Regions from separate parts of the Homo sapiens genome. Here region 2 is linked to region 1. Evidence: chromatin loops called from intact Hi-C (ENCODE). Cell type or tissue: sigmoid colon. All regions are shown on one strand. Each heading gives the region's core, and the rest is flanking DNA. Links, peaks and the distances in the headings are about the cores only. Region 1 holds the start of LOC124905024 (a long non-coding RNA gene). Region 2 overlaps NDUFV3 (NADH:ubiquinone oxidoreductase subunit V3).

Region 1 (11,487 bases), core at 2,137-10,136:
GGAGGCTGAGGCAGGAGAATCGATTGAACCTGGGAGGCGGAGGTTGTGGTGAGCCAAGATTGCACCATTGCACTCCAGCCTGGGCAACAAGAGCAAAACTCTGTCTCAAAAAAAAAGGGGGGGGTGGGGGGCTGGGCGCGGTGGCTCACGCCTGTAATCCCAGCACTTTGGGAGGCCAAGGTGGGCGGGTCACGAGCTCAGGAGATCGAGACCATCCTGGCTAACACGGTGAAACCCCGTCTCTACTAAAATACAAAAAGCCAGGCGTGGTGGCGGGCACCTGTAGTCCCAGCTACTCGGGAGGCTGAGGCAGGAGAATGGCATGAACCCAGGAGGCGGAGCTTGCAATGAGCCACTGCACTCCAGCCTGGGGGACAGAGCAAGATTCCGTCTCAAAAAAAAAAAAAAGAATTGCTTAAGATGTTTTCCAGATTCTGAATTCCAGCAGAATGGCTGACACTAGACAGTTTAAAGCCCCTTCGCAGAGTAACCAAGTCAACATGAGAATCCAGGTGTCTGTCTCCAACCTGTGCTTTTCGACCAATCAGTGATGCCCACACCTTGGTCCACTTCAAACCTCTTAAGATCCCCAGCCCCAGACTCCTGAGGGAAGCTGCTTTGAGGTGTCCTCTCCTCTAGGCATTCCGCAGCATTAGGACGACACCTCTCTCTCTCTGCTGGAACCCTCCATCGGTGTTTGGACTTGTGCATCAGGCAACCGACCTGTTAAGGTCACAGCAGCAAAAGCTGAGCTAATGGTGTTATTTCCATCAAGCTGTTAAGCCTGTAAAGATCTTTATCAGGCGAGACTTTGTGGTCCTGTCATACCGAAAGTAGTGCAAGGGTACACCCCTCTGTAGCCGACCAGAATATGCCACTCCAAATGTGCCTCTTGGCATAGAATTATTATTATTATTATTATTATTCTTATTTTTTATGAGATGGAGTCTTGCTCTGTATGCCCAGGCTAGAGTGCAATGGCGTGATCTTGGCTCACCGCAATCTCCGCCTCCTGGGTCCAAGCGATTCTCCTGTCTCAGCCTCCCAAGTAGCTGGGATTACAGGCACGCACCACCACGCCCGGCTATTTTGTATTTTTAGTAGAGACAGGGTCTCTCCATGTTGATCAGGCTGGTCTCGAACTCCTGATCTCAGGTGATCCACCTGCCTCGGCCTCCCAAAGTGCTGGGATTACAGGCGTGAGCCATCACGCCTGGCCCGGCATAGAATTATTTTGAGCTGATTATTTTGACAGCCAGCAGACACAGGAGTCCTGGATACAGTGTATAAATTACCCTTTTGTAAGGGAAATCTACATTTATAAAGGAATCTCCATTGGTCCCGGCATCTTCCTCTTCATATCAGGAGGAGGAGGATTCTAAATCACAAGAGACATCATCCGCATAACAAACCCTGCCCTTGTTGACTCCACTCCTCTCCTGAGGGTCACTTTCCCGTACCCTGCCTCCTCATCTTCTTCTTTTGTTTTAGCAGAAGATGGTATTTAAGCCCAAATTCTTTTTTTTTTTTTTCCTTTTGAGACATTGTCTTGTCTCTGTTACCAGGCTGGAGTGCAGTGGTGTGATCTTGGCTCATCACAACCACCACCTCCCAGGTTCAAGCAATTCTCCCGCCTCAGCCTCTCGAGAAGCTGGGATTACAGGCATGTGCCACCACGCCTGGTTAATTTTTGTATTTTTAGTAGAGACGGGGTTTCACCATGTTGGCCAGGCTGGTCTCGAACTCCTGACCTCAGGTGATCCACCCACCTCGGCCTCCTGAAGTACTGGGATTATAGGCATGAGCCACCACGACCAGCCTCAAAATTCTTTTTTTAAGACAGGGTCTCACTTTGTCGCCCAGGTTGGAGTGCAGTGACGCGAACACAGCTCACTGCGGCCTCCCAGGCTCAAGCAATCCTCCTACCTCAGCCTCCCTAGTAGCTCAGACTACAGGTGTGCACCACCACGCCCCACTAACTTTCTTTTTGTATGTTTTATAGAGATGGAGTTTTGCCATGTTGCCCAGGCTGGTCTGGAACTCCTCAGCTCAAGCGATCCACTTGCCTCAGCCTCCCAAAATATAACCACCCAACGAGTTCACCTTGCCTGCTGTCTAGACAGCTGATTTATCAACACAGGGGAACTGAAATAGAGAAAGAGCAATTTACCAGGGCCAGCTATGTGGGAGACCAGAGTTTTATTATTACTCGGATTACTCAAAATTACCCAAGAATTTCGGGATCAGAGGTGTTTTTTGTTTGTTTGTTTGTTTGTTTGGGACAGAGTTTCACTCTGTCACCCAGGCTGGAGTGCAATGGTTCGATCTCGGCAACCTCTGCCTCCTGGGTTCAAGCAATTCTCCCGCCTCAGCCTCCTAAGTAGCTGGGATACAGGCACACCATCACCATGCCTGGCTAATTTTTGTATTTTTGTAGAGACGGGGTTTCGCCATGTTGGCCAGGCTGGTCTTGAGTTCCTGACTTCAGGTGATCCACCCACCTCGGCCTCCCAAAGTGCTGGGATTACAGGCATGAGCCACTGCGCCTGGCCTTTTTTTTTTTTTTTTGAGATGGAGTGTTGCTCTGTCCCCCAGGCTGTAGTGCAATGGCGTGATCTCGGCTCACTGCAACCTCCACCTCCCAGCTTCAAGTGATCCTCCTGCCTCAGCCTCCCGAGTAGTTGGGATTACAGGCACCAACCACCATGCCCAGCTAATTTTTTTATTTTAGTAGAGACGAGGTTTCGCCATATTGGGCAGGCTGATAATTTTTGTATTTTTAGTTGAGACGGGGTTTCACCATGTTGGCCAGGCTAGTCTTGAACTCCTGACCTCAAGTGATCTACATGCCTCAGCCTCCCAAAGTGTTGGGATTACAGGCATGAGCCACCGTGCCCGACTGGGGATCAGAGTTTTTGTTTTGTTTTTTCTTTTTTTGAGATGGAGTCTTGCTTTGTCACCCAGGCTGGAGTGCAGTGGCATGATCTTGGCTCACTGCAAACTCCGCCTCCTGGGTTCACACCATTCTCCTGCCTCAGCCTCCAAAGTGGCTGGGACTACAGACGCCCACCACTATGCCCGGCTCATTTTTTGTATTTTTAGTAGAGACGGGGTTTCACCGTGTTAGCCAGAACGGTCTCCATCTCCTGACCTCGTGATCTGCCCGCCTCGGCCTCCCAAAGTGCTGGGATTACAGGCGTGAGCCACTGTGCCTGGCCCAGAGTTTTTAAGGATAATTTGGTGGGTAGGGAGCCGTTGGGTCAGGAGTGCTGATTTGTCAGGTCGGAGATGAAATTACAGGAAGTTGAGGCTGTCCTCTTGGGCTGACTTGGTTCCTGGGAGGGGGTCAGAAGACCCCATGAGCCAGTTTATCGGTAGGAGTGGTGTCAGCTGATCCATCGAGTGCAGGGTCTGCAAAATATCTCAAGCGCTGATCTGAGGTTTGACAGTAGTGATGTGATCCCTAGGAGCAATTTTGCAGCCTCCAGCTGCAAGACTCCTAAACAATAATTTCTAATTTTGTGGCTAATTTGTTAGTCCTGCAAAGGCAATCTAGTCCCCAGGTAGGAAGGGGATGTGTTTAGGGAAAGGGCTCTATCGTCTTTGTTTCAAAGCTAAACCATAAACTAAGTTCCTCCCAGAGTTAGTTCGGCCTCCACCCAGGAACAAACAAGGACAGCTTGGAGGTTAGAAGCAAGATGGACTTAGTTAGGCCAGATGTCTTTCACTGTAATGATTGCCTCACTTATAATTTTTGCAAAGGTGGTTTCAAAAGGGCTGGGATAGAAGCCCAAATTCTATGTCACCTCTTTAAATTTACTCATCCCTGAGTTTCTCCATTATCCCTGAGAGATACATGCTAATAAACATCCATCTTTCCCCTGTTAATTTGTCTTTTGTAGCAGGGTCCCCAGTGAGAACCTGGAAGGGTAGAATAAAATGAGCAATTTTCCTTCCCCTACACAGTTAAAAGAGAAGAGCTCTGGCGGGATGAAGACCTGGGCCTGGAGCCTGTCTTGAACACGCCCAGTGGTTTTCTCCCATGTAAAAGGAGCTGGAGAGATTTCTCCCATCTCTAGAATTCCATGAATGCATTCTGTTCCTTAATCTTTCCACTGATCCTGACTGATAATTGCACATACACAAAAGTGCACTTACTTGTAGATGCTAGGATATGTGGAGGTAGGGACAGTATTCCTAGTATATGTAAGAAGGGTATATGTATCCAGTATCCTAGTATATGTATCCAGTCACACATGCAGGAAGCAAGAGAGGCAGCTGACACGGCCACCAAGGGAGGCACCCTGTCCAGACCAAGCCCACAAGCTTCTCTTTCTTTTTTCTTTTCTTTTCTTTTCTCCCTTCCCTTCCCTTCCCCTCCCCTCCCCTCCCCTCCCCTCCCCTCCCCTCCCCTCCCCTCCCCTCCCCTCCCCTCCCCTCCCCTCCCTTCCCTTCCCTTCCCTTCTCTTCGACGGAATCTTGCTCTGTCGCCCAGGCTGGAGTGCAGTGGTGTGATCTTGGCTCACTGCAAAATCCGCCTCCCAGTTTCAAGCAATTCTCTGCCTCAGCCTCCAGAGTAGCTGGTGCCCATCGCCATGCCCAGCTAATTTTTGTGTAAAAATTGGCCCCGCAAGCTTCTTTCTATCCTCAATGAAAATACGTTGTGGCCGGGCGTGGTGGCTCACGCCTGTAATCCCAGCACTTTGGGAGGCCACAGTGGGTGGATCACCTGAGGTCAGGAGTTCAAGACCATCCTGGCCAACATGGTGAAACCCCATCTCTACTAAAAATACAAAAATTAGCTGGCTGTGATGGTGCATGCCTGTAATCCTAGCTCTTCAGGATGCTAAGGCAGGAGAATAGCTGGAACCTGGGAGATGGAGGTTGCAGTGAGCAGAGATCAGGACATTGCACTCCACCCTGGGTGACAAGATCAAAACTCCATCTTAAAAAAAAAAAAAAGAAAGACAGAAAAGAAAATATGTAGTAGAAACAGCAACTGTGTTGGCTGGACACAGTGGCACATACCTGTAATCCGAGCACTCTGGGAGGCTGAGGCAGGCAGATTGCCTGAGCTCAGGAGTTGGAGACCAGCCTGGGCAACATGGCAAAACCCATCTCTTTTAAAAATAGAAAGGAAAGGGCCAGGCGTGGTGGATCACTCGTGTAGTCCCAGCACTTTGGTAGGCCAAGGCTGGTGGATCACCTGAGGTCAGGAGTTTGAGACCAGCCTAAGCAACATGGTGAAACCCTATCTCTACTAAAAATACCAAAATTATCTGGGTGTGGTGGCATGTGCCTGTAATCCCAGCTACTTAGGAGGCTGAGACAGGAGAATCGCTTGAACCTGGGAGGCGGAGGTTGCAGTGAGCTGAGATCATGCCCCTGCACTCCAACCTGGGTGACAGAGGGAGACTCCGTCTCAAAAAAAAAAAAAAAAAAAAAAAAGAAAAGAAAGAAAGAAAAAAAAAAGGAACAGTAACTGTGTTCTCAAATATCTCACGAGATGGTAAACGTTCATTTCAGCACAATTAGGAAAACAGCCAAGAATGAGGGGCAAGAAGAGAAAGGCGTTTTTTCAGCTTGATGCTCCTTTTCGTGCTAACTGTGCACTGCCTGGGCACAGAAGGCAGCGTGCCAGCTCGCCTCCCTTGCCTCTGGGCATTCCTCTGTAGCCTGGAGAGGGGCCCACCATCCCTCCCGTCCCTCCCTCTTCTCTCCCCTACCCCACTCCTCATCCAAGCTGAGAGGGGGCACATTCCCTCCAGTGAGGGTCCAGGCCCGGGGGGCCTGTGCAGGCAGGAAAGCAACCTGTCCACATAGCACTGCTGTGGGCAGGTAGGAAGCAGGACTGCGGGGACTAGGAGGCCCCTTCTCTGTGCCTGATTTTAGCTGCACAGTCCCGCCAGGAAGGGCCAATGGTGAGCGGTCACTGGGACCATGGGCCTTCCAGGATTGTCCTACTGCGGCCTTGGTGTCCACAGTGGGAAAGCAGGCAACGGTGCCATGTGTGGGTAAATGTCACTAAAGCATATGCCATTGTGAGGGTCCAGAGACAGGAATGCATCCTGCATTAGTCAGGGTTCTCCAGAGAAACAGAACCGATAGGATGGAGATAGATGTACATAGACGGATAGTGAGAGAGGGAGAGATTTATTTTAAGAATCGAGACTGGCAAGTCTGAAATTTGCAGGGCAGTCTGGAAATTCTAGCAAGAGATGCTGCTGGCGGTGCGGCGTGAGTCCCAATTCAAAGGCAGTGTGGAGGCAGAATTCCTTCCTTCTTAGGGAACCTCAGTCTTTTCTCTGAAGGCCTTAAATGGATGCATGAGGCCCACGCACATTATGGAGGGTAACGTGCTTCACTGAAATCTACTTAGGAAAATGTTAATCCCATCTAAAAACATCTTCACAGACACATCCAGGGTGCTCTGTGACCACTGAGCCAGGCACCATAGCCTAGCCACATTGACACATAAAATTAACCAGCCCAGGTCCCAAAGCTCAGGAAGTATCATCTTGTCCCAGGGCAGGTAACCCCATATCCAGTGCCACCCGTACACCCCACCGTATTGGAGTTCCTGCTCATCGAGCTTCCTCACCTGTCTGAGCACACCTGGCTCAGGTGCAGCCGTTGTCCATCAGGGACCCGGAGCCTTCTCTTGCTGTCTCCATCCAGGCTCCCCAAGGCTTTGGTCTCTTCCATTGCTGACTTGCCCTGTTGAGCTGGGGCTCATCATATTTCTCTATTGTTGCTGTAGTTTTTGTGTGTGGAATTTTTTTATTTTTGTAGAGACGGGTCTTACTATGTTGTCCAGGCTGGTCCCAAACTCCTGGCCTCAAGCAGTCCTCCTGCCTTGGCCTCCCGAAGTGCTAGGACTACAAGTGTGAGCCATGGAGCCCAACCAGTTAATCATGTTTCAACTGTTCATTGACCTCATTGAGAAATTACATATTTGGGCTGGGCGCAGTGGCTCATGCCTGTAATCCCTACATTTTGGGAGGCCAAGGTAGGAGGATCCCCTGAACCCAGGAGTTCAAGACCAACCTGGGCAACATGATGAAATCGTGTCTCTACAAAAAAATACAAAAATTAGCTGGGCATGGTGGCACACATCTGCAGTCCCAGCTACTCTTGAGGCTAAGGTGGGAGGGTCACCTGAATGCAGGGAGGATGAGGCTGCAGTGAGCAGAGATCCTGCCACTGCACTGCAGTCTGGGCAACAAAGTGAGACCCTGTCTCAAAAAAGAAAAAAAAATCTAATTTCAATTAAAATAAAATTAAAAAGAAGGCCAGTTTCGATGGCTCATGCCTGTAATCCCAGCAGTTTGGGAAGCTGAGGCAGGTGGATTATTTGAGGTCAGGAGTTCAAGACCAGCCTGGTCAACATGGTGAAACCCCATCTCTACAAAAAATGCAAAAATTAGCCCATTGGTAGTGGCATATGCCTGTAATCCCAGGTACTCGGGAGGCTGAGGCAGGAGAATCATTTGAGCTTGGGAGGCAGAGGTTGCAGTGAGCTGAGATCATGCCACTGCACTCCATTCTGGGTGACAGAGTGAGACCCTGTTTCAAAAAAAAAAAGAAAATTATAGCTTTGAAGAATTGGCTTTTCTTCCCCCCGAGACGGAGTCTTGCTTTGTCGCCCAGGCTGGAGTGCAGTGGCGCGATCTCGGCTCACTGCAAGCTCTGCCTCCCAGGTTCACGCCATTCTCCTGTCTCAGCCTCCCGAGTAGCTGGGACTACAGGCGCCCGCCACCACGCCCAGCTAATTTTTTCTCTTTTTTTTGTATTTTTAGTAGAGACGGGGTTTCACCGTGTTAGCCAGGATGGTTTCGATCTCCTGACCTTGTGATCTGCCTGTCTCGGCCTCCCAAAGTGCTGGGATTACAGGTGTGAGCCACTGCGCCCCGCTGGGCTTTTTTTTTTTTTTTGAGACAGGGTCTCAGCTTTTTAGTCTGTCACCTAACCAGGAGTGCAATGGTGTGATCTGCGCTCACTACAACCTGTGCCCCCCGGGGCTCAAGCAATCCTCCCATCTCAGCCTCCCAAGTAGCTGGGACCACAGGTATGCACCACCACACCCAGCTATTTTTTAAATTTTGTTTTGTTTTGTTTTGTTTTGAGATAGAGTGTCTCTCTGTCACCCAGGCTGGAGTGCAATGGTGAGATCTCGGCTCACTGCAACCTCCGCCTCCCAGGTTCAAGTAATTTTCCTGCCTTGGCCTCCCCAGTAGCTGGGAATGCAGGCACGTGCTACCATACCTGGCTAATTTTTTTTTTTTTTTTTTGAGATGGAGTCTTGCTTTGTTGTCCAGGCTGGAGTGCAATGGCATGATCTCAGCTCACTGCAACCTCCACCTCCCAGGTTCAAGTGATTCTCCTGCCTCAGCCTCCCGAGTAGCTGGGACTACAGGTGTGTGCCAACACGTCTGGCTAATTTTTTTGTTTTTGTTTTTCTTGAGACAGAGTCTCACTCTGTTGTCCAGGCTAGAGTGCAGTGGCGTGATCTCGGCTTACTGCAACCTCCGTCTCCCGGGTTCAAATGATTCTCCTGCCTCAGCCTCCTGAGCAGCTGGGATTACAGGCATGTGCCACCACGCCCAGCTAATTTTTGTATTTTTACAAACATGGGGTTTCACTCCTGACCTCATGATCTGTCTGCCTCAGCCTCCCAAAGTGTTGGAATTACAGGCATGAGCCACCGCACCCGGCCAATTTTTGTATTTTTAGTAGAGATGGGGTTTCACCATGTTGGCCAGGCTGGTCTTGAACTTCTGACCTCAGGTGATCCACCCACCTCAGCCTCCCAAAGTGCTGGGATTACAGGAGTGAGCCACTGTGCCCAGCCCTAGAATTGGCTTTTATCAGTTAATAAACTTGAGTGATTTGGAGACTAATTAGAGTGCACACTAATACAATATTTGAATAGTTCCAGCTGGGCGCAGTGGCTTATGCCTATAATCCCAGCACTTTGGGAGGCCGAGGTGGGTGGATCACCTGAGGTCAGGAGTTCGAGACCAGCCTGACCAACGTGGAGAAATCCCATCTCAACTAAAAATACAAAATTACCCGAGTGTGGTGGCACATGCTTGTATTCCCAGCTACTCGGGAGGCTGAGGCAGGAGAATCGCTTGAACCCAGGAAGCGGAGGTTGTGGTGAGCTAAGATCGCGCCATTGCACTCCAGCCTGGACAGCAAGAGGGAAACTCTGTTTCAAAAAAGAAAAAAATATTGAACAGTTCCTGGCATGAGATGTATGAGACATTGGAGCAGTGTGTGAGAATGAACTCTATGCAAAATCAAAAGCAGATGAGGGCCAGGCGTGGTGGCTCAGGCCTGTAATCCCCGCACTTTGGGAGGCCGAGGCGAGTGGATCACCTGAGGTCAGTCAGGAGTTCAAGACCAGCCTGGCTAACATGGCAAAACCCTGTCTCTACTAAAAATGCAAAAATTAGCTAGGCGTGGTGGTGGGCACCTGTAATCCCAGCTACTCAGGAGGCTGAGTCAGGAGAATTGCTTGAACCCAGGAAGCGGAGGCTACAGCGAGCCGAAATCAGCGCCCTAGTTTTCAGTGGCTTCTCGTTCATTTTTCTCAGTGAAGCCTCTCAGATCCTAATCATCCTTTAAGAACAACTCAAGTTCCTCCAGTGTCATTTTCAAATACTCCCCCATGTACCGTAGCTCTGGTGTGTGCTGTGCCCCATCTGGGTTACTGCTACCTTTATTCCCTGTGCCTCACAAGTGAGTGCTGGGATTACAGGCGTGTGCCACCACGCCCGGCTAATTTTTTGTATTTTTAGTAGAGACGGAGTTTCACCATCTTGGCCAGGCTGGTCTTGAACTCCTGACCTCATGATCCACCCTCCTCGGCCTCCCAAAGTGCTGGGATTACAGGCGTGAGCCATCGTGCCCGGCCTACTGCAACCTGTTTTATTAGCAAGGTCTTTATGACTTGTATTGTATCTTGTCCTGACCTCTTATACCATCCTGTGACTTTGAATGCCTTAACTGTCTGGGAATGCAGCCCAGTAGGTTTCAGCCTCATTTCACCCAGCTCCTATTCAAGATGGAGTTGGTCTTCTTCATACGCCTCACGTATTTCTCCTTTTTTTTTTTTTTTTTTTTTTTTTGCGACAGGGTCTTACTCTGTTGCCCAGGCTTCAGTGCAGTGGCATGCTCTCAAGCCTTCCAAGTAGCTGGGACTACTGGTGTGCACCATGACACCTGCTAGTTACAAATTTTTTTTTGCGGCTGGGTGCAGTGGCTCACGCCTGTAATCCCAGCACTTTGGGAGGCCGAGATGGGCGGATCACGAGGTCAGGAGATCGAGACCATCCTGGCTAACACGGTGAAACCCCGTCTCTACTAAACAAAATACAAAAAACTAGCCGGGCGCGGTGGCGGGCGCCTGTAGTCCCAGCTACTCGGGAGGCTGAGGCAGGAGAATGGTGTGAACCCAGGATGCGGAGCTTGCAGTGAGCCGAGATGGCGCCACTGCACTCCAGCCTGGGCGACAGAGCAAGACTCGGTCACAAAAAAAAAAATTTTTTTCTTCTTTTGTAGAGACCAGGATGGGTGTGTGCAGGGGGCAGTGGGGGGGTCTCACCATATTGCCCACACTAGTCTCAAACTCCTGGCCTCACGCCTCCTGAAGTGCTGGGATTGCAGGAATGAGCCACTGCACCCAGTCTAGTCATGTCTTTCTTTTTCTTTTTTTGAGACAGAGTCTCGCTCTATACCCCAGGCTGGAGTGCAGTGGCATGATCTCGGCTGACTGCAATCTCTGTCTCCTGGATTCAAGCAATTCTCATGCCTCTGTGATACCCTACCTTGTTTTAACCTGAGTGACCCTCTCCTAGGAGAGAGAGAGCCAGACAGACTCCATTTTAGTTTCTTCATTGGCAGCCCCCTTTCACCTCCCTCCCTTAAGGCGTAGCTAGTGTAAACTGACTCTAAGCACGTCCAGGAATGCACCTACTGATAAGATAGTGAGGCAAGCCGCACTAGCAGCTCCTGGGGATGAGCACGGTGGATGGCACCCAAAACCCCTGCATTTATCTCTTTGTGATAGTTTAAGCCCCTGCACCTGGAACTGTTTATTTTTTTAACTGCATTTGTAACCAATTAATTTTTTAATTTTTTGCCAGTTCTGCTTCTGTAAAAATTGTTTCAGCTAAAATCCCCCTCCCCTATTTAGACCATGGTATAAAAACAAAACTAGCCCCTTCCTCGGGGCCGAGAGAATTTTGAGCGTTAGCTGCCTCTTGGTTGCCGGCTAATAAAGGACTCTTTAATTTGTCTCAAAGTGTGGCGTTTCTCTATAACTCGCTTGGTCACAACACCTCAGCCTCCCAAGTAGCTGGGATTACAGGCGCCTGCCACCACACCCAGCTAATTTTTGTATTTTTTTTTTTTTTTTTTGAGACAGAGTTTTGCTCTTGTTGCCCAGAATAGAACGCAGTGGCGCAATCTCGGCTCACTGCA
Region 2 (11,487 bases), core at 1,090-9,089, 50 kb before region 1:
TTTTTTTTTTTTTGAGACAGGGTCTCACTCTGTCACCCAGGCTGGAGTGCAGTGGCACATTCTCGGCTCACTGCAACTTCCGCCTCCTGGGTTCAAGTGATTCTCCCACCTCAGCCTCCCAAGTAGGTGGGATTACAGGTACTCACCACCAGGTCCAGCTAACTTTTGTATTTTTAGTAGAGACAGGGTTTCACCATGTTGGCCAGGCTGGTCTCGAACTCCTGACCTCAGATGGTCTGCCCACCTCCGCCTCCCAAAGTGCTGGGATTACAGGCGTGAGCCACTGCGCCCGGCCACTTTCACACTTTTTACAGTGAGTGGTGAATTAGCAACAGTAACACTGATTATCCAACATATATTTTGGAATATCTACTATGTGCAAGGAATTTTTCTTAAACTCTAAGGTTATGAATCACTGGGCAAATCCATATAATTAGAGAATTTTAAGTGCTTTAGAGCGGTGTGATTCTACTGTGCTCAGCCTAGTCAATTTCGCATTAAACTGATTATCAGCTGAGTATCAATAATGTAATAGTGACTTCTTTTATTTTTTTTGAGATGGAGTCTCTGTTTCCCAGGCTGGAGTCCAGCGGCACAATCTAAACTCACTGCAACCTCCGCCTCCTGGGTTCAAGTGATTCTCCTGCCTTACTTAGCCTCTTGAGTAGCTGGTACTACAGGCTCACGCCACCATGCCTGGCTAATTTTTTTTGTATTTTTAGTAGAGATGGGGTTTCACCATCTTGGCCAGGCTGGTCTTAAACTCCTGACCTCATGATCTACCTGCCTCAGCCTCCCAAAATGCTGGCATTATAGGCGTGAGCCACTGCACCCAGCCAGTAATAGTGACTTCTAATCCTACAGCCCTGGTTTTTGATCATTAGAAACAGGAGTTTTGGCCAGGTGCAGTGGATAATTCCTGTAATCCCAGCGCTTTGGGAGGGCGAGGCGGGTGGAGCACCTGAGGTCAGGAGTTGAGACCGGCCTGGCCAACATAGTGAAACCCCATCTCTACTAAAAATACAAAAATCAGCCAGGCATGCTAGTGGGTACCTGTAATCCCAGCTACTCAGGAAGCTGAGGCAGGAGAATCATTTGAACCTGGGAGGCGGAGGTTGCAGTGAGCAAGATCGTGCCATTGTACTCCAGCCTGGGCAACAGGAGTGAAACTCAATCAAAAAAAAGGAACAGGAATGTTACTAATTTTAACTACTGCATTGCAAACAAATTGTATTGCAGTATTTTACCATCAGAAAAGGAAGGGAATTGTTTTGTTTGCCTCTGTTAGATATTTTATATAAACTTGAGGACATTTTCATTGGTGAGATTCGGAAGAGGTGAAGTTTCTTGCAGTACAGGGACGAAGTAGGAAGAGGTGAAGTTTCGTGCAGTACAGGGACGGAGTAGGAAGAGGTGAAGTTTCGTGCAGTACAGGGACGGAGTAGGAAGAGGTGAAGTTTCGTGCGGTGCAGGGACGGAGTAGGAAGAGGTGAAGTTTCGTGCGGTGCAGGGACGGAGTAGGAAGAGGTGAAGTTTCGTGCGGTGCAGGGACGGAGTAGGAAGAGGTGAAGTTTTGTGCGGTGCAGGGACGAAGTTGCTCCCCGCTGGCCACAGGCACTCAATGAGCTATTTTACCTATTTAGGGTTTCTGGGTTGGCCAAGTAACCTCCCATCCCTTGTGATAGATAACTTTAAGTCACACCTTTGGGGGCAATGTGGGGGGCTCCTGTGCATCACATGGAGCACGCTCCCCCAGCACTCTGCAGAGACAGACCCCCAGTCTGACTTAGAGAAAGTAACCAATGTAGGTGAGGGCCAGGGCACGGTGGCTTACGCCTGTAATCCCAGCACTTTGGGAAGCCAAGGCGGATGGATCACTTGAGGTCAGGAGTTTGAGACCAGCCTGGCCAACATGGTGAAACCCTGTGTCTACTAAAAATACAAAAATTAGCCAACTGTGGTGGTGCGTGCCTGTAATCCCAGCTATTCAAGAGGCTGAGGCAGGAGAATCGCTTGAACCCGGGAGGCGGGGTTTGCAGTAAGCCGAGATCATGCCATTGCATTCAGTCTGGGTGACAGCGTGAGACTGCATCTCAAAAAAAAATTTTTTTTTTTAAATATCAAAATTGAAAACTAGTATTGTGGTCATCTGCCTCAAATTGTGTTACCACACGGGAGACTTAGCAACTCAGCCAGATTCTTCTAAACACATTTTTTATAATAAAAGTGGTAAAACTACATTACCAAAAAGAAAATAGTAAACTTACCTAAAATCCACTATGCTAACCCACCCTTTTTTTTTTTTTTTTTTTTTTTTTTTTTTTGAGACAGCCTCACTCTTGCCCGGAGGAGTGGTGCGATCTCAGCTCACTGCAGCCTCGTCCTCCCAGGCCCAAGCAATCCTCCCATCTCAGCCCACTTTGTAGCTGGGACTGTAGGCACTGGCCACCATGTCCGCCTAATTTTTCTATTTTTTGTAGAGACAGGGTTCAAGAGATCTGCCTGCCTCGGCCCCAGAAAGTTCTGGGATTGCAGGCGTGAGCCCCCATTCCCAGCCATTAACATCTTACAGGATTCCCCAGTGGTGGTGGTAGGTGTAACCATTTTAATGTACCTACAACTTTTCTATCCTGCTATTTGCATTTTTTGGTTTTTCATTTAATAGTTCTCAAGCTGGGATCCGTGGAACTACTGTGATGGGCGGTGATGCTTTGGAAATGGAAATTCCCTTAATATTAAAATGAACATGAATATATTTTGATTTGCATATATTTTTAAGATAAAGCATGAGACTTGTATAAAGTTCTTTCCTGGCTGGGCGCGGTGGCTCATGCCTGTAATCCCTGCACTTTGGAAGGCTGAGGCAGATGGATCACCTGAGGTTGGGAGTTTGAGACCAGCCTGACTAACATGGTGAAACCCCCTCTCTACTAAAATTACAAAATTAGCCGGGCGTGTTGGTGCATGCCTGTAATCCCAGCTACTCAAGAGGCTGAGGCAGGAAAATCACTTGAACCCAGGAGGCAGAGGCTGCAGTGAGTGGAGATTGCAGCATCGCACTACAGCCTGGGCAACAACAGCAAAACTCCGTCTCAAAAAAATAAAGTTCTTCCCTTAGAACTAGTCCTGTTGGGCTAGTCTTTCTGGGATTTTGGTTTACTCTCCTCCACCCATTGGAAGGGCTTAAAACCGAATAGCCAGCACCAAGCACAGCTCTGCATTTTGTAGCTATCACTGCAGATGATTTCTTGATAGTCCATCTGGTGGCAATACAGTGGTCACCCAAGGGGCCATTGTTTGGGTCTATGTGATTTCCCACGTTCTGTTGGAGGCCGGGCGCAGTGCCTCACGCCTGTAATCCCAGCACTTTGGGAGGCTGAGGTGGGCAGATCACGAGGTCAGGAGATCGAGACCGTCCTGGCTAACACGGTGAAACCCTGTCTCTACTAAAAATACAAAAAATTGGCCAGGTGCGGTGGCTCACGCCTGTAATCCCAGCACTTTGGGAGGCTGAGGTGGGCAGATCTCGAGGTCAGGAGATCGAGACCATCCTGGATAACACGGTGAAACCCCGTCTCTATTAAAAATACAAAAAATTAGCCGGGCATGGTAGCGGGCGCCTGTAGTCCCAGCTACTTGGGAGGCTGAGGCAGGAGAATGGCGTGAACCCAGGAGGCGGAGCTTGCAGTGAACCGAGATAGCCTCACTGCACTCCAGCCTGGGCGAAAGAGCAAGACTCCGTCTCAAAAAAAAAAAACAAAAAAAAAATTAGCCGGGCGTGGTGGTGGGCGCCTGTAGTCCCAGCTACTCGGGAGGCTGAGACAGGAGAATGATGTGAACCCGGGAGGCAGAGCTTGCAGTGAGCCGAGATTGTGCCACTGCACTCCAGCCTGGGCGACAGAGCAAGACTCCGTCTCAAAAAATAAATTAATTAATTAAATTAAATAAGTGGGTGTTTTAAGTGCTCAGCTTCCTTGGTTCTACCACCTTCTCTCCCTGACCCTCCTTCCCTTTCCCCCTGACCTTGGCCTTTATTCTAGAACGGATCTGAAGCAATAGGATATAAAAAATTCACAACTGCTAAAACAGTGTTCCTTCTAGTGTAATTTTCACCCTTAGAGACCTGTCTGTAATAAACATTATTTGAAATGCCTACTATATGCTAGGCACTATGCCTCGGCCACGGGTTCAGACGTGATCGAGACAGCCTGCCTTCTCTGAGTGTATGGCCTGGGAAAGGGGGCAGCTGAGAGACAGATGCATGGCGATGTGCCGGATAACAGACGTAGAAGGCAGAGGCAGGGGAGCTGTCTGGGGAGAGGCAAAGATGGGGATTCATCAGAGAAGGCTTTGAAGGACATGATGCCTAACCTGGATGTCGAAAGGGATTTTGCCAGGAGCACAGGGCACTGGTGGAGGGAGCCCTGCGGGGCAGTCCTCAAGGCCTCCGGATGGGTGTGAGAGGCACCGGGGCTGAAGCAGCATCTGGGTTTGAGGAAGCCACAGCCCCTTGGCTCTCCACTGCAGTCTCAGAGCAGCCTCAGGCTGAGTAAGTGGCTGAGGCCAATCCTTTAGGAAACGGCACCACGCCTGGCTAATTTTTGTGTTTATACTAGAGTCAGGATTTCACCATTTTGGTCAGGCTGGTCTCAAATTCCTGGCTTCAAGCTATCTCTCCCCCTCAGCCTCCCAAAGTGCAGGGATTACAGCAGGAGCCACCGTGCTGGCCCATATATGCCATCTTTCAACTGCCTGTATTCAGAGACTCTCACCTCCTCAAGCCCTTCGTGGGAGGAAAACTAGACAGTGAAATCCAGCCAAACAAGAGATGAACTAACATTAAAAATTCAAAAATTGGGCCAGGCACGGTGGCTCATGTTTGTAATCCCAGCACTTTGGGAAGCCGAGACAGGTGGATCACCTGAGGTCAGGAGTTTCAGACCAGCCTGGCCAACATGGCGAAACCTCGTCTCTACTAAAAATACAAAAATTAGCTGGGCATGATGGCGGGCGCCTGTAATCCCAGCTACTTGGGAGGCTATGGCAGTAAAATCGCTTGAACCTGGGAGGCAGAAGTTGCAGTGAGCCAAGACCACGCCCTTGCACTCCAGCCTGGGCAACAAGAGCGAAAGTCATCTCAAAAAAAAAAAAAAGAAAAAAATCAAGAATTGAAGGCCACAGTAGTACTGGGGGAGACCTTAGAACCTATTTGCCTGTGAATTAAGGCTAAACAACTATGGAGATTACAAGACAGAATGAGAGTGTTATAAACCCTAACAAGTAAACAGAAGATAAACCAAGAACCTGGAGGACACAAATAGGAACTTGGGAGGTAGCCCAGGAGAACTCCTCAGCTCATCCTTCAGAGCAAATGAGTCAGTACTGTGCGGAATAGACACTTGGCAGGATGGAGATGAGAAATGTAAAATAGAAACTTGGAGGCCGGACGTGGTGGCTTACACCAGTAATCCCAGCACTGTGGGAGGCCGAAGTGGGCAGATCACCTGCGGTTAGAAGTTCGAGACCAGCCTGGCCAACATGGTGAAACCCCATCTCTACTAAAAACCCAAAAATTAGCCAGGCATCATAGCGCTGGCCTATAATCTCAGTTACCTGGGAGACTGCGGCAGGAGAATTGCTTGAACCTGGGAGGCGGAGGTTGCGGTGAGCCAAGATCATGCCACTGTACTCCAGCCTGGGCAACAGAGTAAGACTCCATCTCTAAATAAATAAATAAAATAAAATAAAAAGCAACTCTTGGCCAGGCACATTGGCTCATGCCTGGAATCGCAGCACTTTGGGAGGCTGACATGGGAGGGTCACGAGCTCAGATGTTCGAGACCCGCCTGGGCAACATAGTGAGACCCTGTCTCAAAATAAATAAATAAATAAAAATAAAGAAGCAACTCTTTTAGCATTATAAGATAGGGCAGAGGAAAAAAAGAAAAAAGAAACAACTCTTCTTACCAAAAAAGGTTGAAAATATCCCTTCTGTTGTCCCCGCCCACAATGTCTTAAACCTAGCAGGTGCTGACCTAAAGGAAGAAGCAGGGGTGGCCAGGCGCGGGGGCTCACGCCTGTCATTCCAGCACTTTAGGAGGCCGGGCGCAGTGGCTCACGCCTGGAATCCCAGCACTTCGGTAGGCCGAGGCGGGCAGATCACAAGGTCAGGAGATCGAGGCCATCCTGGCTAACACGGTGAAACCCTGTCTCTACTAAAAATAGAAAACATTAGCTGGGCATGGTGGCAGATACCTGTAGTCCCGGCTACTCAGGAGGCTGAGGCAGGAGAATGGCATGAACCTGGGAGGTGGAGCTTGCAGTGAGCCGAGATCACATCACTGCATTCCAGCCTGGGCAACAGAGCGAGACTCTGTCTCAAAAACAGAAAACAGAAGCAGGAGCAAAACTCGTGCAAGTGGAGATTCTCTGGGCCAAGTTTATGGACTGCAAGCCAGGAGCACTGACTCAAATGGCCCCGAATATCCATGCTGTGATTAGCTGCAGTTACAAGTGGCATTTTGTTGTTTTGTTTTTGTTTTTTTGAGAAGGGGTCTCACTCTGTCCCGGCTGGAGCTCAGTGATATTTTGTTGTTTTTCTTTTTTTGAGAAGGGGTCTCAGTCTGTCACCCAGGATGGAGTGCAGTGGCTCGATCTCGTCTCATTGCAAGCTCCGCCTCCTGGGTTCAGGCGATTCTCCCACCTCAGCCTCCAGAGTAGCTAGGACTTCAGGCGTGCACCACTATGCCCAGCTTTTTAAAAAATTTTTTGTAGAGATGGGGTTTCACCATGTTACCCAGGCTGCTCTCGAACTCCTGGACTCAAGCAATCTGCCTGCCTCAGACTCCCAAAGTGCTGGGATTACAAGCGTGATCCACTACTCCAGGCCTAAAAGTGGGTTTGGTTTAGTTTGTTTGTTTTTTTTGAGACAGAGTCTCGCTCTGTGGCACAGGTTGGAGCGCAGTGGCTCGATCTCGGCTCACTGCAACCTCCGCCTCCCTGGGTGTTTTGTATTCTTAGTAGAGACAGGGTTTCACTATGTTGGTCAGGCTGGTCTCAAACTCCTGACCTTGTGATCCATCTGCCTCAGCCTCCCAAAGTACTGGGATTACAGGCATGAGCCACCGTGCCCAGCCTAGTTTTGTTTTCTTGAGACAGCGTCTCAGTGGTGTGACCTCTGCTCACTGCAGCCTCTGGCTCCTGAGCTTAAGTGATCCTCCCATGTTGCCCATGTGAAAGAAAAATATTTTGGGCCCCAAAATCACTAAGGAAAAGTCAAGCTGGACACTGCTTAAGGGAAACCTGCCTCCCATTCTATTCAAAGTCACTCCTCTGCTCACTGAGATAGATGCATATCTCATTGCCTCCTTTGGAAAGGCTGATCAGAAACTCAAAAGAATGCAGCCTCCAGTGTCTCACCTTTCTGTGCCCAGCAAGCTCCCTCCCCGCTTGGAGTGTTCCTGCCTTTGCTTCAAGTTGTCCCACCTTTCCAGAAGAACCAAGGTGCTTCTTACATATATTGATTGGTGTCTCATATCTCCCTAAAATGTATAAAACCAAGCTGTGGCCCAACCACCCTGGGGACATGTCATCAGTGCAAGGCTCTTGCATTGGTTGGAACCCCGAGAGCGCGCCAACAGACAACATGAGGCGGTGTGGAGCAACATGCTGTTTTAATGAGCGCCTGCATGCAGACAGGCTGAGGCCTAAAATGGCATCAGCCCCAAGTGAGGATGGGGCAGGGGTTTTATAGTCCTCTGTAAACAGGAATTGTCCCAGCCTAACGTGACTGCTATGTAGTACCAGGGCGACCTCCCTCTTGATCTTCAGGGGGTACGTGTCTTCCAGCCAGCTCTCTTCCTGCCTCTGCTATCTTGCTGCTGGTGCAAGTTTGTACCTTGGGACTGGGCCTGAGGAGGAGGAGTTATTCATCCCGCAAGCTTTCAGGCCCCGAGGAGAATCTTCCATTCCTGTCTATTTGGTTATAGAAAAGGGGAAAGGGACGACTTTCTCAATAACTACTTCAGGCGTGACATAGGGGTGGCGTGGGCACCTTGGAAAAAGAAAAACTTAATTTTTGGGGTATTCTTGAGAGACGGGTTGGTATCCATCGTGCCGCTGTAGCAGGAGCATCATCTGGATTGTCAGGAGGTTAACTGTAGTTTCAACAAGAGTTTTAATGGGATACCACAGGGGAGAAACAGGAGGACCCCAGTGATGAAAATGACTGTCCCCACCAGCATTTTAAATCCTCCTAAATTAGAGAACCACCCTCCTAGAAGGTTTGCTGGGTCCCATCCCTCCCAGGTTTGGACTGGTACACGGGCTACTTTTCTGATGTTTGAAGCGATTTCCAGAACCTCTTCTCCATTATTGCCTATGTTAAGACAGCAATTGGAGATGTTAAACTTACCACAGCCCGCACCCTCTTCTGCTAATAAGTAGTCTAGGGCCAGCCTGTTTTGATAAATTGCCGCGCGCATTTGGTTTTGTTGTTGCGCGAGCATTTCTAGGGCTGAGGCAGTTTGGTTAGTGATTATCTCTAGAACAGCTTGTAGTCTAATCGCTCTATTTGGCATATATATGGGAGTGCGATAACCCCATGAACCATCCTCTGCCCAAGTGGCAGGACCATAGTATTCAATGATCCGTTGCAGAGGCCACTCGTCCTCTCACAATCTTTGGCTCCCTCCTACCTCCAAGGATCATTTTTCTCTGGTTATCATACACAGGGACTCTGAGGGTGTTGCCCGCCTGCTTCGGAAGTAAAAAGAATCCAGGTTGAATTGTGCCTAGGAAGCAAGTACCTTGCCAGTGATAAGGTAGCTGTGAGTAAGCCTGGGTTCCCCATATCCACAGGAATCCGTCAGTGGCAGTCCATTGTCAGCTGGTGTTCCTAGGATTGTCGCATAGTACACTTAGGCGGAGGTATGCGGCATAAGGGTTAGTGGTGTTCGTACAGTACCAGGCCTTTTTTGACAAGACACAATTGAGGTAGCTTAAGTTAGAAGGAGACCAGGCTCCAGGGGGTAACCTTGGCCACCACTCAGCTATGGAGGCATTGACTGTTAGGGTTTGGTGACGGGTTTTCACCTACGGCGCGATGGGTTTTATCAGTCCACTTGCGGGATATGCACACCGTCCCTCATACTGGGTTGGTAAGTGTCCAGGACTGCGGGCATTCCTGAGGAGTGAAAGTGAGTCTGGGGTTTTGGGATGCCTGTAAGTAAGGGGGAATGTCTATCCCGTCCCACAGCCACTGTTCACTCATAAAGCTCCCCCGCATACCCAACAATTGGACACATTCATGGTAAGCACAATGGTTCTCCTAGATCTACAAACAGATTTTTTCCTGGCTTAGGAAGGGATGCATCTGCTTATAGTTTTTGTATAAAGGAATGGAAATGCCGCGGGCGATTTTCAGGGGGAGTTGTTGGTTTTGAGGCTTTGGCTTTGGCTATAATCTGTTCTCTCTTTATGTCCTCAAGCACCTGAGTGTTTACTCCCCATTGTCCAATTTTGGTGAAGCAAAGCCACTGCTTCCCTCTGGGGCAAATAGCCCCATTACGACTGCCACATACTCCTAGATTCTTTACTTTATAATAACTCTTTCCTGATTCAACACATTCCTCGATTAAGTTTCCATAACAGGATCTTTCTATATGAGTATGGTAAGTAAAGTATTGTTGCATCTCCCCTCTGTAGTGCAAAGACTGATAACACTCACGGCAGCTCGGAGGGGCTGCTGTGGACAGCAGGACAGCTACTGACAGTATTAGGATCGTGGTGAGGGATATTCCCATATTAAGACTTTTGGTTGGAAGAGAGGTATAGAAAGTGGTTGGGTAGATACAGGCCATTCCTGGAAGCACGTGGTTAGTCTTCCTTGTGTTTTGGTTTTAAGAAAAAAATGTTGGTTAATTTAAACTTGGTAGGAGAAATTGGCCCAGACAAACACTTAGCTGTTAATGTTTTGGAGGAAGAAGCTGCCTTGGGGGTGAGCTTGACCCTGGTGCGATGGATCCAGTTGGGGAGTCCTCGGACTCTCACTGCAGTTGGTGTGCTGAGTATCACAGTGTAGGGGCCTGTCCACTTCGGTGGTAGCTTTTTGTGAGGGTCAGTTTGGCCGATAAACACGTCTGTGCCTGCAAGACAGTTATGATGTTGAGAGGATAAGGAGGTGTCGGCAGGGAGAGGCATGGCCTCACTCACTGCTTCACGAGTGAAAGACCGTGTCTGGATTAAGGAGGGGAGGTAATTCCTGAGTGGCTCAGAGTCTGTTAAGGGTGGAGGCTCTAAGACAAAAGTTCGGCCATACATGATCTCAAAGGGACTATAAAAAAAGGCTGCCTTTGGTGTTGCCAGAGTCTCATGAGGGCGAAAGGGAGACTTCTCGTACACGACTGGCAGATTTCTAGAGTGAGCTTGGTGAGTTGGGCTTTAAGGACAGAGTTGACCTTTTCAACTTAGCCTGAAGATTGAGGCCGGTAGGGTGTGTGGAGAACCCATTTTATTCCCAAGGATGTAGAGGCGCCTTGGGTGATTTGGCTGATAAAGGCAGGCCCGTTATCGGACCGGATGGATGTTGGGAGTCTGAAACAGGGAATTATATGCATGTTGAGAGTTTGTGTGATGATATTTGCACCTTCTGAAGTTGTTGGGAATGCTTCTACCCACCTGGAGAAAGTACAGACAAAGACTAGAAGATAGTGGAGCCATTTATGGGGCAGCATGTGAATAAGTCTACCTACCAATCCTGCCCGGGTACCTTGCCCTGGGCTTGGTGGGTAGGAAAAGGCAGTGGCCAGAGGGAACCCTGGGGTGACATTGAGTGGCAGATAGAGCAGGACTGGGTGACCTCTCGAACACGGCTGGAAAGATGAGGACAAATGAGGATAGGGCAGAGACGTTGCAGGACAGGTTTGTACCCGACGAGGACAAATGAGGATAGGGCAGAGACGTTGCAGGACAGGTTTGTACCCGACATGGAAAGAGTTGTGGAGGCTTTGGAGGACAGGGATTGTTTGAGAGTGAGGACAGCGAAGCGCACTTCCTTGACATACCGTGGTCCTTGTTTTTGAAGGTTTTGGGCTTGGCAGTCCTCCTTTTCTTCTGGGGAGTAAAGAGGAGAGAACGAGGACAGGGAAAGAAACTGGCCTTGCACGGGTTGTAGGGCCATTTGTTTGGCTACTCTATCTGCTAAAGCATTTCTGGCCAATATAGGATTGTCTGGGGTTTGGTGGCCCCTGCAGTGAATGATGGCAAGTTTCTGCGGGAGCCTGGCAACCTGAAGGAGCTTGCTGATGAGAGCATTCATGACAGGGGTGTTGTTTGCAGTTAGGAAACCCCCTTCTTTCCAGATGGACAAGTGTGAGTGCACTACGTGGAACACATAATGAGAATCTGAATACATGTCCAGCTGCTCGAGTGAGAGCTCAAGTGAGGACGATGAGTTCAGCCTTTTGGGAGGTGGTTCCTAGGGGGACC

Evidence for each region. A loop is a pair of places that touch in the nucleus more often than their neighbours do. Peaks named below come from ENCODE experiments on the same cell type or tissue, not always from the same donor. Only the 100,000 strongest peaks of a DNase experiment are listed, where the experiment ranks them.
Region 2: it touches region 1 in a loop (1.8-fold over the local background); 29 of 110 quality-filtered maps call a loop at or near these places.

Annotation. Positions count from the first base shown.
Region 1 is chr21:42,958,502-42,969,988 of GRCh38, forward strand. It overlaps LOC124905024 (a long non-coding RNA gene), which reads right to left and starts at 7,018. Exons shown (of 2, transcript XR_007067883.1): 1 at 6,602-7,018; 2 at 6,137-6,313. RefSeq lists enhancers at 1,064-1,913, 9,019-9,519. In sigmoid colon, for the core only: no CTCF peak of the experiment used is centred there; no DNase peak of the experiment used is centred there.
Region 2 is chr21:42,909,147-42,920,633 of GRCh38, forward strand. NDUFV3 (NADH:ubiquinone oxidoreductase subunit V3) reads left to right here. Exons shown (of 4, transcript NM_021075.4): 4 at 1-4,153. It overlaps ERVH48-1 (endogenous retrovirus group 48 member 1, envelope), which reads right to left. Exons shown (of 2, transcript NM_001308491.2): 2 at 7,657-10,145. The coding sequence starts at 9,860. The coding sequence ends at 9,378. Among named protein-coding and RNA genes, the nearest start is that of ERVH48-1, 11 kb to the right of the region's middle. RefSeq lists enhancers at 5,618-6,125, 6,126-6,632. In sigmoid colon, for the core only: no CTCF peak of the experiment used is centred there; no DNase peak of the experiment used is centred there.